2 separate regions of the Homo sapiens genome follow, and region 2 is linked to region 1. The links are chromatin loops, found by intact Hi-C in ENCODE. Cell type or tissue: psoas muscle. All regions are shown on one strand. Each heading gives the region's core, and the rest is flanking DNA. Links, peaks and the distances in the headings are about the cores only.

The links. Peaks named below come from ENCODE experiments on the same cell type or tissue, not always from the same donor. Only the 100,000 strongest peaks of a DNase experiment are listed, where the experiment ranks them.
Region 2: a loop joins it to region 1, with 5 times the contacts of the local background. A loop is called at or near these places in 4 of 110 quality-filtered maps.

What each region holds. Positions count from the first base shown.
Region 1 is chr1:206,069,905-206,075,282 of GRCh38, forward strand. The region is part of intron 1 of RHEX (regulator of hemoglobinization and erythroid cell expansion); the gene reads left to right. LOC105372857 (a long non-coding RNA gene) reads right to left here and starts at 2,450. Exons shown (of 3, transcript XR_922473.3): 1 at 2,410-2,450. In psoas muscle, for the core only: no CTCF peak of the experiment used is centred there; no DNase peak of the experiment used is centred there.
Region 2 is chr1:206,019,531-206,024,908 of GRCh38, forward strand. It overlaps CTSE (cathepsin E), which reads right to left and starts at 4,365. Exons shown (of 9, transcript NM_001910.4): 1 at 4,194-4,365; 2 at 3,371-3,527; 3 at 2,620-2,737; 4 at 1,519-1,637. The coding sequence starts at 4,261. In psoas muscle, for the core only: no CTCF peak of the experiment used is centred there; no DNase peak of the experiment used is centred there.

The sequences.
Region 1 (5,378 bases), core at 164-5,163:
GGACGGACAAATAAAAAGATTATTTCAACATCAAATATATGCTATTGTTTACATATGAAGATAACCACATATATGTATAAATTCACCGTTACTTTTTAGCAATACTATAAAATCCAACAGAAAAAAATAGCATTTACTATTAAAAAAAAAAAAAGAATTAGTCTTTGTGGGTTTGGGGCAAGCAACTGCCCTTCTCAGTTAGGATGGGGGAGTTCTGGACATTTCTAGCTAAAGCCCAGGGGTCAAGGGAATGATAAACTCCTCGGTCTTGAGCATTGAGAGAAATTCTACCAGCTCGCCCTCAGTAGAAGGGTCTATAGTCCTGCCCCTCACCCGCCTGGCAGGGAGAGCTGCCTTTCTCTCCTGCCATCCCCCTATATCCACGGCTTCTCTCAGAGGAGCTGCTGAGTGCATTTTGCAGAATGAGTGACTGGGCACTGCTTTTCCAGAAGATTCTCAGGAAATTCTGTTCGGTAGGCAGAAGCACTGCTAGACGTTTGGCTATGTGACTGTTGTTATCTCTCCTGGGAAAGCATAATTCTGGAAGGCTCTGAACATCCCCAAAGAAAAAAAAATGCATCTATGTTTTAACAAAGGCAGGGTCTTGGAACATGAAATGCTTTGCACAGTCCTGAGAGAAATCTCCCATGTGTCTGGAAATGAGGCTCACTTGCTCTCTTAATGTTTCTACTGTACTGGGGAATAGGAGAAGCCAGCTTCTCGTGTCCAGTGAGGAGGAATATTTTATCACTGAAATTTAGAATTGCTGGCGCCTGGTGACCATAAAAAGCAGACTGCCTTTAGTTGGTTTTATTATTTTTAAATCCTCCACAGACAATGCGCCCCTTGAATGCCAGATTCCAGGATGGACTGCTCCCACTACCCTCCCCACCACTGGTCACCCCTGTCCTATCAGCCGTCAGTCTTGGCCCTTCACTTACTGTGTACAACACTTGGCAAGGTAACTAATTTCTATAAGTCCAGGCTTTCTCACCTGTAAAATTGAAATAATAATGATATTGATTGATAGGTATTGGCTGATTTTATTAGGGTTCTCTAGAAGGACAGAACTAATAAGATATACGTATATATAAAGGGGAATTTATTAAGGAGTATTGACTCACACGATCACAAGGTGAAGTCTCACAATAGGCCATCTGTAAGATGAGGAACAAGGAAGCCAGCCGGAGTCCCAAAACCTCATAAGTAGGGAAGCCAACAGTGCAGCCTTCAGTCTGTGGTTGAAGGTCTGAGAGCCCCTGGCGCCCTACTGGTATAAGTCCAAGAGTCCAAAAGCTGAAGAACTTGGAGTCTAATGTTCAAGGGCAGGAAGAATCCAGCACGAGAGAAAGATGAAGGCCGGAAGACTCAGGCCAGTCTAGCCCTTCATGATTCCTCTGCCAGCTTTTATTCTAGCCACGCTGGCAGCAGATTAGATGGGTCCACCCGGATTGTGGGTGGGTCTGCTTCTCCCAGTCCACTGACTCAAATGTTAATCTCCTTTGGCAACATCCTCACAGACATACCCAGGAACAATACTTTGCGTCCTTCAATCCAATCAAATTGACACCCAATATTAACCATCATACTGATGATATTATATGATAATATTCTGTAAACTATAAGATGCTGTTGAAAATGCAAAAAAAAAAAAAAAAAAGGCATTGAGCAGTGACTCACATTTGTCATCCCAGCGCTTTGGGAGGGCAAGGTGAGAGGATCACTTAAGGCCAGGAGTTCAAGACCAGTCTGGGCAACATGGCGAGACCACATCTCTACAAAAAAATAATAAAAAGTAGCCAGGCCTGGTGGTGAATGCCTGTGGTCCTAGCTACTAGGGAAGCTGAGGCAGGAGGATCCCTTGAGCCCAGGAGGCTGAGACTGCAGTGAGCTATGATCATGCCACTGCACTCTAGCCTCGGTAACAAAGTGAGACGCCCCCTGTCCAACAACTCAAAAAAAAAAAAAAAAGAAAAAGAAAGTGTAAAAAATTAACAACTGATTGTAACTGATTATGTTATAAAGGATTATTTCCCATTGGTCAGTTGAATGGACTAAATCAGTAGGCGTATTTTGCCATCATTAGATGGAAGAAGCCATATGAGTTAAAACCCTTTTTTTTAGAACCTGTCTCAGGTACCATTTAGCAACAGATCTTCATAAACAGGAACGCAACAAATAAGTCTTTCATGCCGCCCCTAATTTTTCATTTCCTTAAGGAGCTGATGATCTAGGTAGGAATTTAAAACTGGCACAAAACAGTGGAAGAAAATCTAGCCCAGAAGGAAGAAAGGACACATTCAATGTACAAAGGTCCAAACATACAAAACTGATGAACATAGAAACATGGCCCTTATTCCAAGAGGATTCTTGTTTTTATAAGAGAATGGGCCGGGCGCGGTTGTTCACGCCTATAATCCCAGCACTTTGGGAGGCCGAGGTGGGTGGATCACAACGTCAAGAGTTCGAGACCATCCTGGCTAACACGGTGAAACCCTGTCTCTACTAAAAATACAAAAAAATTAGCCAGGCATAGTGGTAAGAGCCTGTAATCCTAGCTACTCGGGAGGCTGAGGCAGGAGAATAGCTTCAACCTGGGAGGCGGAGGTTGCAGTGAGCCGAGATCGTGCCACTGCACTCCAGCCTGGGCAACACAGCAAGACTCCATCTCAAAAAGAAAAAAAAGAGGATGTGTTTTAGGCTTTGTAAAAATACCATATTCCCGTAATGTACTCTGAAAATATGTTTCTGGGCATAGATATTAAAAACTCAATTTACTGAATTCCAGCATGTCCCCTGAAACACCACAACTGGAGGTGGTCTTTACTGCCCAAAGAAAGCAGGGTGACAGCCAGAAGCCCTAACATTTATGACTGCTCCTCATGGCTCAGCATCTGTATACACCCACCACATTCCTCCTGTGTCTTTTTTTTTTTTTTTTTTTTGAGACAGGGTCTCGCTCTGTCACCTAGGCTGGAGTGCAGTGGTGTGATCACAGCTCACGGCAACCTTAACCTTCTGGACTCAAGCAATCCCCCTCACCCCGCCTCAACCCCCCAAGTAGCTGGGACTATAAGCGTGCACTACCATGGGCAGCTAAGTTTTGTATTTTTGGTAGAGACAGGGTTTCGCCATATTCCCCAGGCTGGTCACAAACTCCTGGATTCAAGCAATCCACCTACCTTGGCCTCCCAAAGTGCTGAGATTACAGGCATAAGCCACCATGCCTGGCTCCTCCTGTGTCTTTACCAGGCCTTTGGGATCTCCTTGGCAGGCTCTACCTGTCTCTGATGTGGGAGCACCTCAGGGCTCTGTCCTGGCCCTTTGCCCTCTCACTCTACTCCCAAGGCTTCAGGTGCCATTTGCTTGCTGATGCCACTAAAATCTACATTGCCAGCAGCAGACAGGTGCATACATCTGTTTCCTGGACTCATCTTTTGGGCATATCATAGCAACAATCATGATGATGATGATAAACACTTGTATAGTCTTTAAGTGTGCCAGACACATTGTAAGTATTTCACATATATTAACTCATAACTCTCATTACTGCACTTGAGAAAGCTAGTATTATTATTATTATCATCTCTAAGAAGTGGAGTCACAGACAGCTTAGGTAACTTCTCCAAGATCACACAGCAATAAGGTGGAAGGGCCTGTTGGGCTTCGGAGTCTGAGTTTTTGTCACTATGCATACTGGGCCCCGTGTTCTCAAACTCAACACATCTGAAACGAAAGTATCCCGCTGTTCCTCCATGACTCCCTGTCTCGCGCAACCAACCCACTTGCCCAAGCTGGAAATCTGTGAGTCACCCTGGAATTCTCTCCTTCCCACCTCCATTCAAAGTAGTTCAATCACCAAATCCTATCATTTCTACCTCCTACATATTTAAAACATCCGTTTAATGGCCTCTTTATCTCCTCCAGTCTATTCTCCACATTGCAACCAGAGGGTTCCTCTAAAAAGAACTTAATCTTGCCTCCTTTTGACTGACCAACTAGCCTTCAATGGGCTAGCACTATCTGTCGGTTAAATCCAGACTCCTTAACACAGCAAACAAGGGCCTCCGTAATCCGGCCCATTCCCACCTTTGCAGCCTCATCACTCCTCACTGCCTCGTACCCGCTCCCCTCTATCTTGGCTGGCTCTCAGTTTTTCAAATGCACTGGGCACTTTCTCTCTCATGGGACTTTCTGCTCTTTCCTCTGCCCAGAATCCTCCCTCCACTCCCTAGATCAGAGTTGGGACCTTCTCTGACCAAAGACTGTGATAGGACCCTCTGCTGTATGTTCCTTGTCTCCTTTTAACTTTCCATAATAAAAAATTCATCACACCTCAGTGCAATTTTTTATCTAAAGTCTATGTTCCCAATAGCATGAGGATGGGGACAATGTCTATCTTCTTCAACTCTGTATCCCAGTGCTTAGCACAGAGCCACATATATAGTGGACTATCAAGAAATATCTGTAGAATGAATGAATGGATGAATAAATGAATGAATGTCAGAGCTACTTGGAGGGATGGCATACTGGCCATCATAGCAAAGCAAATGTTTTATATGATTCTTTTTAATATTAGCCTTATGAGATAGAATTCACATACCACACATTTCACCAATTAAAAGTGCACAGTTCCGTGGTTTTTAGTATATTCACAGAGTTATGCAACCACCCACTGTTGTGCGCCACCATCAATTTCAGGCCATTTTCATCACCCCTAAAGGAAACCCTGCACTCAGGAGTCATCCCCCATTTCCTTTATATTATTACAGGTTCGGTACCCCTACTCTGAAAATCTGAAATCTGAAATGCTCCAAAAGCTGGAACTTTTTGGGTGCTGACATGATGCCACAGGCAGAAAACTTCTAATTCGACCTCATGTGACAGGTCTCAGTCAAAATGTAGGCACAGAGCACACAGTTTATTCAACATTCCCAAAGGGAAAAAGACCCTCCCAGCCCCCTCATAGGTGATGTATTTTTTCTGCACGTGCCCAGGTTCCCTTCACCCAGGCACACCCACAAAGGGTAATAACAGGGCCAGACGTGTTAATGGCCCATTCCCACAATGCCCCACAGGGGGCCAAAACTGTGTGCATTACTCACTGTGTTTTTTTGCTCATTCTCTGCCTGTGGTGTAAATATATTGTTGAAAATGTCCAGAAGGCCTGCCAAATATCTCTATGGGTAACAGTGATAAGAAAAAGAGGAAGCATTCATGTTTATCTATAGCACGGAACATCAAGCTGCTGGAGAAACTGGACAGCAGTGTAAGTGTGTAGCATCTTGCTGGAAAGTATGGTGTTGGAATGGCCAACATATATGACATGAAGAAACAAGGATAAACTGTTGGAGTCCTGTGCTGAATATGATGAACAG
Region 2 (5,378 bases), core at 218-5,217, 50 kb before region 1:
CCAGCCAGGTGAGCCAACAGATACGTGACAAGCTATAGGCTTGAATTCCCCTTTCTATGCTAATTTCAGTCCCTTCCCTGCATCTCAGAGGTTACTGTGATGATCAGTTAGGGATGTAGCCTTCAAAATAGTCATTTTAACTTTTATATATATATTATATGTAATTAGATATATAATATATATGTATATGTCATAATATATATAGAATCTTATATATAACATAATATATACACATTACATATATATTGTGTTAATCTATTATATAATAGATTAACATATTATGTAATATATTATGTTAATCTATTATATAATAGGTTAATCTATTATATAATAGATTAACATAATATATTATGTAATATATTATTACATACAACATATTAATATATTATATAACACATACTATATTATTAATATAATACATTATATCAATTATATTCTATAATATATTATATATTATATAACATATATTAATGTAATGTATTACATATTATATTAATTATATAATATATAACATGTATTATATGATATAATTATGCAATTATTATATACTTTAATATGTTACATATTGTATCTATATAATATATACAGATGGATATATATTATATATACAAATATACTGTATATTACATATATTCATATATGGATATTATATATTATATATTATATATGTAATGTGTGTATACACACGCATACATAGTTCCAATAGAAAATACAGTACATTGTTTTATCTGTATGATATTTTTACATAGATGGTGTTTTTCTGCTTCTGGCATTCTTTCAGTTGATAATATGTCCTACTCCACCCACTCTAAGGGATGTTGATGAAGGCTGTGCCCTGCTGGCCTCGGGAATACCCCAGGGACCAACGTTCACCAGGAGTAGGTCAACCTCTCTTTCTCCCAAGGCCCAGGCATATATTGCTGTCTATAAGCCTGAAAAAGTACCTGGCTCTCTGTCCCCACATTTGTCTGATTCCCATAGTTCTAGGACCCATAGGACTTCAGAGGGAGTCAGAGGGTCAGAGGTCAGAGGGAGTTTGAGGAACAGCTCATGAGCTCAGCACTGAGTTCAGTTTGGACCTTGGCCTTTGGACAACTGGGCTTCTGCCTTGCCTCTGTGATTGGACTCCCATTTCAGACCTTGCCCCCTTATGTTACTGAGTCCAAATCTCTCCCCCTGGTGTGGACTTCTTTATCCTTCAAGACGGAGACGTGGTTTTATCTCCTCAATGCCCTAGAGACTGGAGATCCAGCTGTGCACCCTGCCACCAGGCTTTGTGCACTGGGCACTGCTTCCTGCCAGAGTCCCCCTGTGCTGCTCTCCCCCAGGGCCCAGCGTGCTGTGGAGACTGACCCACTGCCACCATCTCAGGTGGGGAGTGTTGCTTGCCCTTTCTCCTAGAAGTTAGTGCTAACCCCTGTTTCCACCCATTCCTGAGGCAGATTTGAAATGTAAGACCTCTGAATAAGTCTCCCAAGTTTCTGTCCAAGAGAGAAAAAATGAAGGACTTGCACTCACAGAGACTTGGTCGGCTCCAATGATCCCGGACAAGCTCCCGGTTCCATACTGAATGGAGAAAGATTGACCTGGCTGGCTGTATGTGCTGGACTGGGAAGGCTGGAACCTGCTGTGCGTCTCTGGAAAGAAGTGCACTGCTCTTGCTTATGCCATCGGCTCACTGGCTGCATCCCTGCCCTAATGCCACCCAGCCCCACAGCGGCAGGGTCTCTTCCCTCAGCTCTCAACACTGAGTGGGGGCCCCTAGAAGCCTGGTGATGCCCCTCCCTAATGAACAACTACATTTCCCTCTAGCTACAGATGTGGCCTAACTGGGGACCAAATAGCTATCCCTGAGCAAACCTGATTGTCCACAATGACCTCATGAGGCACACCAAGATAAGTGTCATTTATCAGGCGCCAGCCACAGTCCCTGCCACCCATTGTGGGTCAGAGGTTGGCTTCAAAAGAAACTCAGGGATAAACAATTGCCCCAGGAAATTACTCCCAACTTTTCTCCCAACCGATGGACATCTCTAGCCTTGGGGTTTCCAGAGACATTCTGTCTCTGGGACTTGTCCTGTATCGAACAAGACATCTTTCTGTAGCTCTTCTTTTCCAATCCTCACTGAAACTTCTGAGTTACCTCTGGACAAATGGACCCACCCATGCCATTGTGCCCCACCAGCCCCACCTGTGTGCACCAGGAGATAAGGCTACCAAGCCTCCTTGAAACAAGCAGACTATCTACACTAGAACCCGACTCACCTCCCTGCTCAGAAATAACCAATTAAATTAAACTTCCCCTACATTCCTTTGGGTGTTCCAAAGGAAGTGAGTCATTATGTCAAAGATTTCTCTTTTCAATGGCTTTCTTTCTATTAATTCTGATCAGTATGAAAGTTACTCTCTTGGACAGCAGCCACATTTTAGTTCTTCCTTGGCTTTGCTCTATCTCTGCTATAAGCAGTTCCACGGCTGACTCAAAGATGGAGAGTGGAAGCTGGTGTGGCAGGGATGGCCAGTTTCTGGAACCTAAGCCCCCCTTCCCCAGAGTACCAGGCTTGGCCTCCCAGGACTAGCCCCCAGACATTCTCTGCTGGTGCTCCTGGCCCCACTTACTGCAGGCTGGGCTAGTGCAGTACACAGAGGGGACCCAGAGGTTGGAGGAGCCAGTGTCGAAGATGACAGTGAAGTTCTGTGGTGGGGAGCCAATGGAGATAGTGCCGAAGTATTCCATCTGCAAGGAAGAGTGAGAAGGAAAGAGGGTGTGGGTGGTGGGGAGGGACAAGGGTGCTCACCAGGAAGCCAGGGGAAAGCTCCCAGGGGCCAGAGCCTGGGGTAATACAGACTGGAGTTTACAGAGCCTAGGAAGTGGCAACGCTGGAAAATAAAAGGTAAAAGGAGCAGAGAAATGGCCATGAAGGAGGAAATCAAACCAAGCCTCTGGCTACTTCATTTGATTTTACTTGCACTAACCTGATTCTTATAAATACATTGTAGGAGAGGCAGTGGAGGAAGAACCATCTGTTTTACAGACCAGGGAACTGGGGCTGGGAGAGGTTAAGTAACTTGCCTAAGGGTACACAGCCAGTAAGCTGCCCAGCTGAGAGCAGAAGCAGGGGCCTTCAGTGTGGGATGATGCTTTCACTCCCAGCCCTTTCCTTCTGCAGAGAACTCTGACATTTGGGTACATGGGGGCCTGCTTAGCCAACTCCATGGGGACCCAGGGAATCAGTCCCCATGGATCATCATCCAAGTGAAGAAATCCACAATGGCCTTCGGTGCTACTGATGTGGCACTGGCCATGCCCTAATGCTGGGCCTTCCTCCCGCTCCCACCTCTCCCCAGCCCTGACCCCAGGAGGCCTCACATCCAAGTAGTTGATGAGGGGTTCCTTGGCACTCTGGTCCATTGAGCAGGACTCGGTGAACTGGATCATGTCCAAATTATGGGATTTCCAGAACTCAGAGAGCTGGCTCCGTGCCCGCAGCTTCTTCTTGAGGGACGGATGCCTCCTGAGGGGCACCCTGGAGACAAACCCCCATGTAAGCAGGAGATGTACTTCTGCCTCCCTCTTCCCCCCATTCTCGTCCCATTTTCTCAGGGGCCAACTAGAGAAGATGGGGTGGGAGGGGGGGATCTGCAAGACAGCACGCAGGATACAGGTGGGATCAGCGTCCTCTCTGCCACTCAGCCTGCCCGGCCTCATCTCTGCCCTATAGAGTCTTAGAATCTTAGAGTGGAAATGGCTCCCCTCCTGGAGCTGAGGTCTTTGAGATCTAGGAAAATGGGAGATGTGGGGCGGTCTACAGTTTTACATGAACATCACGAAGGGCTGATTTAAAGGGACAGAAAAACTCTTGGGGACAGTGATGGTCAGTCCCCTGGGGAAGTCCTGGGGCGCTTTGAGCTACAAACCACAACTGCAGGTTCCTGCTCTTTTGCAACACAAGAAGACCCCTGGGACTTGGGAAGGCACCTCCGTGGAGGTGGAGGCAGGAGGATGACTTGTTGAGGACTGGAGATTAAGGCCATACACAGGCGGTCACTGGATGAGTCTCTTCCATGCATTGACGCAAGCCCTCAGCTTCTCCTCCTCTTCACCTCCCCATCAGCTTTCCTACCCCAGAGCAGCCCTGAGTTGCAGGGCATGGGACTACCCAGCTGAACACAGTGCGGGGACGTCTTCTCACCTGTGAAGGGATCCTTGGGCCTCTCCCAGCTCCAGGAGCACCAGCAGCAAAAGAAGGAGCGTTTTCATTGTGAGTCCGACCAGCAGCTTCTCCCTTGCCCCCTCCTTTCTTCTCTCCCCGAGGGCAGTGGGAACGGACTTTCCCTAACTCTCAGACCTGCCCAGCCCAGTCTGAGGGCCGAATGATAAGGCCCTGGAGTCATTAGCCATGCCCAGAGTAAATACGGCATGTGGAACAGGGCGTTCCCCCTGCACCTCTCCGTCCCTTTCCCACCTACAAGAGGAATATGAGTCTGCGGGGAGAACTTGGGAGTCCTCTGGGGCTTGGCTTCTCTCAGGGCTTTGGCACCTCCTCTGACCCCAAGAAACCCTGTTAATGAATCCGGAGGGCAGCACATGCCTGGCTGCCTGGAAAGGCCCACTGAACTCTTACTGCAAGTGCTCTAGCTGGAGACTCTGGAGGGGTGGGAGCTGACTTGTCATGGGTGGCAGGATTCTAACTCAAAATATTCGTCAGTCTGTTTTCTGGGTGATTCCTGTTCTCTCCTCAATCTCTCAAATGCTCCAAAGGCAGTTTATCCTTCCCTGGCCCACTTTGAAGCACAAACCAGCACTCCTCAAAGGCCCTGAAATGGGAAAATGTAGCTGCAGATTTATGGAGCCCACTCTCCTGACTCTAAGGACTTGATGAATCTGGGGCTGGGGCTCAGGGGTGTGTGGAGGAGAATGCAGGGGCAGCGAGGGAGGGTCAAGGGGGTCAGCGTCTACAGCAAGTGCCCGCATGAGTCTACTAAAGCGGCCATGACAAAGTACAGGGGGCTTAAACAACAGAAATTTATTTTCTCACTATTCTGGAGGCTGGAAGTCCAAGATCAAGGTGTTGGCAGACTTGGTTGCTTCGGAGGCCTCTCTCCTTGGCTTGCAGATGGCTGCCTTCTCTCTGTGTCTTCACATGGGTCTTCCCTCAGCGTGTGGCTGTGTCCACATCCACATTTCCTCTTCTTATAAGGACGCTAGTCATATTGGAGTAGGGCCCACCCTAATGACTGCGTTTACCCTTAATACCTCTTTAAAGACCCTATCTCCAAATACAGTCACGTTCTGAGGTACTAGGTGTTAGGACATCAACATGGATTTTGGAGGACAAAGTTCAGCCCTTAACAGTGCTCAGGGACAATAGGATCTT